Linked DNA regions of Homo sapiens: region 2 is linked to region 1. Evidence: read pairs that join two places in POLR2A ChIA-PET (ENCODE). Cell type or tissue: CD4-positive, alpha-beta T cell. All regions are shown on one strand. Each heading gives the region's core, and the rest is flanking DNA. Links, peaks and the distances in the headings are about the cores only. Region 1 overlaps SCML4 (Scm polycomb group protein like 4). Region 2 overlaps SEC63 (SEC63 protein translocation regulator).

Region 1 (2,802 bases), core at 182-2,681:
TGTAATCTTTACTTCTATTTTAAGGCTAGAAAAAAGACAAGGCTCTGAACAATGAAGCGGCTTTCCTACAGAAGAATTCTAGTTAGAAGTTGAGAAGCCTTCACTTTATTTCCCTTCTTTAGATCTCGGGGCACAGTGGCTTTCTGCTGTCTCTGTCTCCTTCCTCCTTTTAATGTGCCTGAGACGTGCATGCTGCTCCATTAGCACTGAGGAGAATACAGCATCACATTTCTGCGTCTGTCCTAAACACATAATGGTTTGGCTGAGAATTGGATTGACTTTGAGATCTTCCCTGCCTCTTCCTTGTGGGACCTGGAAGGGTCCCATAAGGTGGTTTGGCACGGGGCATTTTTCTGGGAATCTGTTAATGCACCCTGGAGCCATCTGAATGCCGATCCACACTTATTAAAGATGATTTCACTCCATTTAAAGACATCTGCACTCAACATGGGGACGAGGAATCACGGAAATCACATTGCCTTTGGATCCTGCCCCATCAGAACATTGGCGTTAATCAGGGTGAAAATAGATGCTCTGATTACAAAGGCTGGAAGTCTTTAGTGCCAAGAATAATTTTAGAGTGATCAGAGCAGAGGTCAAATCTAATTTCCTGCATTTGACAGGAAGGGGGGAAAACCCAGACCAATTAACAGCATCATTCACAGGAACCTAGAGTCCTTTGAGCTAGGTCAGGGAAACACTTTCCCTTCAACTACAGTGTTGAAGGGCTGAGCCAGGTGGCTGGTTTGTCTTTAAGGAGGAGGCTCTCAGGACGATTGCTGTGGAGGGAAAGAGATAACTGAGATGGCAAAGTGGGCTCTGTTCCTGGTACCTAGGGCTTGCTGTGGGCACTTTTCACTTTTCCAGGATGGAGCAGAGGCAGCAGGGGCCTGGCTCGGGCGTGTTTCTTAGGGGGCCTTTTAGTCATACAAGACAGAGGGCAGCAGGCAGCCTAAGTCACACCTCGGGAGCTGCTCCTGATCCAAAGCACATAGATTCGCTTTAGAAAGGAAGAAAAATGGAGCTTTCCAGTGGCAGGTTTGCAGAGCCTCACAGTGGTCTGTGCTCACAAAAATAATAAATACACTAGCCACTCCCTCTCCAGCTGCAGCGAAGGTGTCAGGAAGACAGATGGGTGGAGCCTGGTGCAGCTGCAGCAGGCAGATGTGATAGATCAACAGTAAGACATGATGGATGTGGAAAAGTCTTGCTCCTAAGCAGACAGAGCATGCCAAGAAGCACTGGCCAGACACCTTTGTGAGCAGGCAGAGTTCTCCAATGAGGACATCGTGCTTGGTCTTGTCATTCCCTGCCAGAGGCATGTGAAAAGTGAAACCTAGTTATGAATGGATTAAATATGCTTGTTTCTAAAGCTGAACTCACATTTACCAGAGCTAGGATGACTATGAGTCAGTGTTTCAAAGCAATCCTGATTCTCACAGCACAGGTACTTGCACACTCTCTGTGAATCTCCCTCTGCCTTACACATGCCCATGAGCACATCCATACGTACATAATTTCCTTTCACTCATTCATAATTCAGGAGAAACTCTTTAGCTAACAACAGAGTCATGTGGAGGAGCGGAATTAGCAGTGAGCTGGGAGTCAGAAACCCCTGCCACCCACCAGCCATGTGATCGACTCTCTGCTTCTCTGTTGTAAAATAAAAGGGCTTGATCTCTAAGCCCCTGCCAGCCCCTTATGACACTGTGTAACCCCTCCCACCTCAGGCTGTTCCCACTAAGGGAGTCACTTCCTCCCACAGCTGAAGGCTGCATCAGTGTGTCCACATGCAAAACACACCGAGTGCAGCCACAGCCAGGCTTCCCGTCCCTCCTGGGCTCTGATCATTCTCTACGGACCTCATTGTCTTCATCTATAAATTGTGAATATTATTTGCTGCTTCTTAAGAATATTTTAAGAATCAAGAGAATGTGTCTCAGGGCTGGAGCCTGACCATAAGAATCTTAAAGACAGGAAGGTCATTGTCTCCGACAGGGACCCCTGTGTCCTCAGGCTGCCTGTGAGCTGCCCAGGCCCTCTTGGTTTCTGGCACCTGGAACTGGGTTGGGAGGACCGGGGCTGGCAAGGGGAAGGGGAGGGAGATCTGTTCTCAGCATCTCCAAGTGACCTGCTCCCACTAGATGCATCCTTTCTAGATACAATGCCATATCAAATGTGTGACATGCCCAGATTAGCCCACGATTATGGCAAAATCACATGGCTTGAAACAGTGCTGTTTTTCATTATTTCTATCTGTTGCCCAGGCTGGAGTGCAGTGGGGTGATCTCGGCTCACTGCAACCTCCGCCTCCCAGGTTCAAGTGATTCTCCTGCCTCAGCCTCCCGAGTAGCTGGGATTATAGGCAAGCATCACTCACTCTATCCAGAGTTTTCAAGATGCCATGTGGTGAGAGAGATGAGAGGGAAGAGAGCCCACTCAATCCTTAGAGTTTAATCAGATTTTTCTTTTCAATTATTTGAGACCAGCTGGCCTGCCTGTGTGAGGAGAGAGCATGTCTCTAGAAACAAGGAGAGACCATGGGCTTGAAGTCAAGCTGAGCTGAGCGAGATTCCTTCTTGGCCACCAGAAGACACTGTGACCTCCTAGCAAGCACTGTTACCTCTGCTGGGAAGCCTCCAGCCATCCCTCCTCCCTACTGACCCTCCCTGGTTGTCTTTCCTCCTGCTTATTCCAGCCAGCTCCACTGCCCCTTCTCTGGGAAGCCTTTCCAGACTCCGAAGGGTAGGCTCAGCCACTCCCTCCCCATCTGATTCTCCCACAGCATCCACACTTCTCCCT
Region 2 (2,802 bases), core at 234-2,733, 150 kb after region 1:
ACCAAAGGTCTAAGGCCTCCCTAAGTTTGGGCAGCATATTGGAAAAAGAACACTAAAGAAATGGCAACTATTCTACAAGGAACCAGACTTCCTTGGAGGAAAATGTTCAGTTTGTCCAGAAAGGAAGGGTATGGGTTTTGTATTTTGTGGGGAGGGGTGGAAGGTTTGGGGAAGGAGTGCAGAAAGCGATAATCAAAATCTCTTATGGTTACCATGTAGAATAGGTATAGTGTTCCTTCTTGTAGATACCCTGTTTTGCACTGTCACAATGGACTGGATTCAACTTAGAAAATTCTGGATATTTTTTAGTTGGTGCACGGGTAAGTAAATTATCTTCAGTTGCAACATAAAACTATCTTTGACAATAAAACTATCTTTGACAATAAAACATTTCCAAGGAGTTTAAATGTATATTATTCTCAAGGAAACTGCCTAAGTGGTCCTAGTTTTCACAAAATAGACCTCATTCCCTTTGAAAATCAGTGTTCTATAATATCTCTTTGTAAATACAGGTCCTATATGTATTGAATTCCAGCTGTTGAGAGACAGTTTTCCATGAGTCTCTCATGTCTCTGCACACCTGTGATCAAAGGCACACAGGCTTTTGTTCTAGACTATCTTTTCAAGGGTGTCTGTATGGCAAACAGCCTTGGAAGGCAGTGTCTCCCTCCCAGAAAGAGGGTGAGTTTGTTTGCTGTCCAGGATAAGATCAAGACAGGGTTGCTTGCAGGCTTGACAGGGTTAGGTCTCCCAAGCTTGGAGTTCCTCAGCTGTGATATGAACAGCATCTGCCTGGCCACTCCACATCGCCTCCGTGGGAACTTGGAAGACAACAGGAACAGATGGGGAACATGAAGCTCATGCCACCTGCTGTGCCTGTGTCTTTGGAGTCTTCTGTGTTTTGTCGGCATCCATGACACTGGCAGGTTAACTTGTTAGCTTGCATGTAAAAACTCTGGACTCTTAATAGTTGACACCTATCAGGCAAACAGGTTAGATTTTGTAGAGTTAAGGAATTACCATGTCCTATTTGATTGTCCACCTCTCTCAAGCAAACAAATGCAATTTGGAATTCCAGCACAATGAATACATATGGATTGTCTTTTGGAGTTGGTTGCAAAGGGACTTAATGTTTCTAGACAGTAAATTTAATGGGTTAAAGGACACACAGCCAGGTGCGGTGGTTCATGCCTATAGTGCCAATACTTTGGGTGGCCAAGGGTTGAAGTTAGGAGTTCGAGGCCAGCCTGGGCAACATAGCAAGACCCCTGTCTCTAAATAAATAAATACAATGAGCCAGGTTAGTGCCCGTGGTCCCAGCTACTTCGGAGGGGGCTGACATAGGAGAATCACTTGATCCCAGGAGTTGAGGCTGCAGTGAGCTATGATTGCACCACTGTACTCCAGCCTGAGCGATAGAGCACGACCCTGCCTCTAAAAAAATAATAAATAAATAACAAAGGACACATGTAAAGAAGAAAAAGGTTAGGGGGAAACATAAAAGATCAAAAGAGAGGGAGGAAATCCCAGAAGGTGCAGATACAAATAAATTACAAAGCATTTCTTTAATCGTGGCTTTTAGTCTGAAACGAAACACACCATTCTTTGTTAAAGAAAATTACAGCCCTATCGCCCTCTACTGGAACGAGGCTGGAAAATACAGAGAAATAGCTTGAAGTTAACTCTTAATGGAATCTGTTCACACTGAAGTCCATTGCTGCTATTATCCAGATGTTAAAGTGTAAACCTCAGGTGTTTCGGGTAAGGTATGAGGGCTACAGCTCCCTTTGTGTACCCAGGCTGATAGGTTAACGCTAAACAACCTCGTGCTGAACAGAGTGGCCAGTCCTTCCCACACTCACCTTCCATTTGCAGCAGTCACTGATTGCCAGGACCAGCAACAGGCTGTGATTTGCTCAAAGTCCCAGCAAGTCGTCCCCAGCACTGCTGCTCCATACCTGCACCACCTGCACTCCACAGACAACCGTTGTGCAGAACCCTCCCCTTGCCTATCAATCCCACCTCCAGACCTACTCAGCTCTATCTCATAAAAGTCTCACTTTGCTCTTGGCAGCTACAGTAGGGCTGCACACAGTGAATGCCAACCCACCAACTCCAGAGTATATCACTCTGTGATCTCAGGTGGTGAGTGTCAAATGTCACCCTATCAATACCACAAAGCAGTGGTGCCCAAATGTTTTGATCATGGACCCAAATCAGAAAAAAAAAAATTAATGCACCAATAAATGTTTATTTATAAATAATAGAAGTGTACAATTGTACAATATATTATGTACATTATAAAACACACAAAAATAGAAATTTAAAAGGATGAGATTAAATACAAATAATCATCTTAATACTTCCTCAATGGATTGATCATCTCCACGCCCCTGGGATGTATACACCCCCACCTGAAACAATAGCCCTAAAGTATGTCAATGATTGTTATTTGGGTTTTCAGCTCAGGTTACAGAAATATGTACAAGATCGCATCTTTTTAAGTTTTGCAAAATAGCCCTAGCATCAAGTTTAAATGGATGAGAATGCTTGGTGCTAACTTCTTGAGACATATTTGGACTAATCACTACACAGCTGGCAAAATGTTATGGTTCACCAACAGTTATTTCACTTTAAGGCAGTCTAAATAGAGGATTTCATGGAGTTAAATCAGACCGTTTGTGGGAAAATTGTTTCTTAAAAAAAAAAAAACATTTTAAAGGAAAGGATGATGATTTGTTGTTTTTGTTTTTTTTCCAAAAAAACCCAACAGGCTGGGCGCAGTGGCTCATGCCTGTAATG

The links. Peaks named below come from ENCODE experiments on the same cell type or tissue, not always from the same donor. Only the 100,000 strongest peaks of a DNase experiment are listed, where the experiment ranks them.
Region 2: POLR2A ChIA-PET joins it to region 1 with 6 read pairs; 3 of 35 experiments call an interaction of 5 or more read pairs at or near these places.

Annotation. Positions count from the first base shown.
Region 1 is chr6:107,711,690-107,714,491 of GRCh38, forward strand. All of the region lies in intron 6 of SCML4 (Scm polycomb group protein like 4), which reads right to left. Among named protein-coding and RNA genes, the nearest start is that of SCML4, 110 kb to the right of the region's middle. RefSeq lists a silencer at 1,711-1,820. In CD4-positive, alpha-beta T cell, for the core only: no CTCF peak of the experiment used is centred there; DNase peaks (open chromatin) are centred at 1,152, 1,419 and 1,732; H3K4me3 peaks cover 304 bases.
Region 2 is chr6:107,865,525-107,868,326 of GRCh38, forward strand. SEC63 (SEC63 protein translocation regulator) reads right to left here. Exons shown (of 21, transcript NM_007214.5): 21 at 2,232-2,802. Among named protein-coding and RNA genes, the nearest start is that of SCML4, 43 kb to the left of the region's middle. In CD4-positive, alpha-beta T cell, for the core only: a CTCF peak has its summit at 1,648 (motif pointing left); a DNase peak (open chromatin) is centred at 1,627.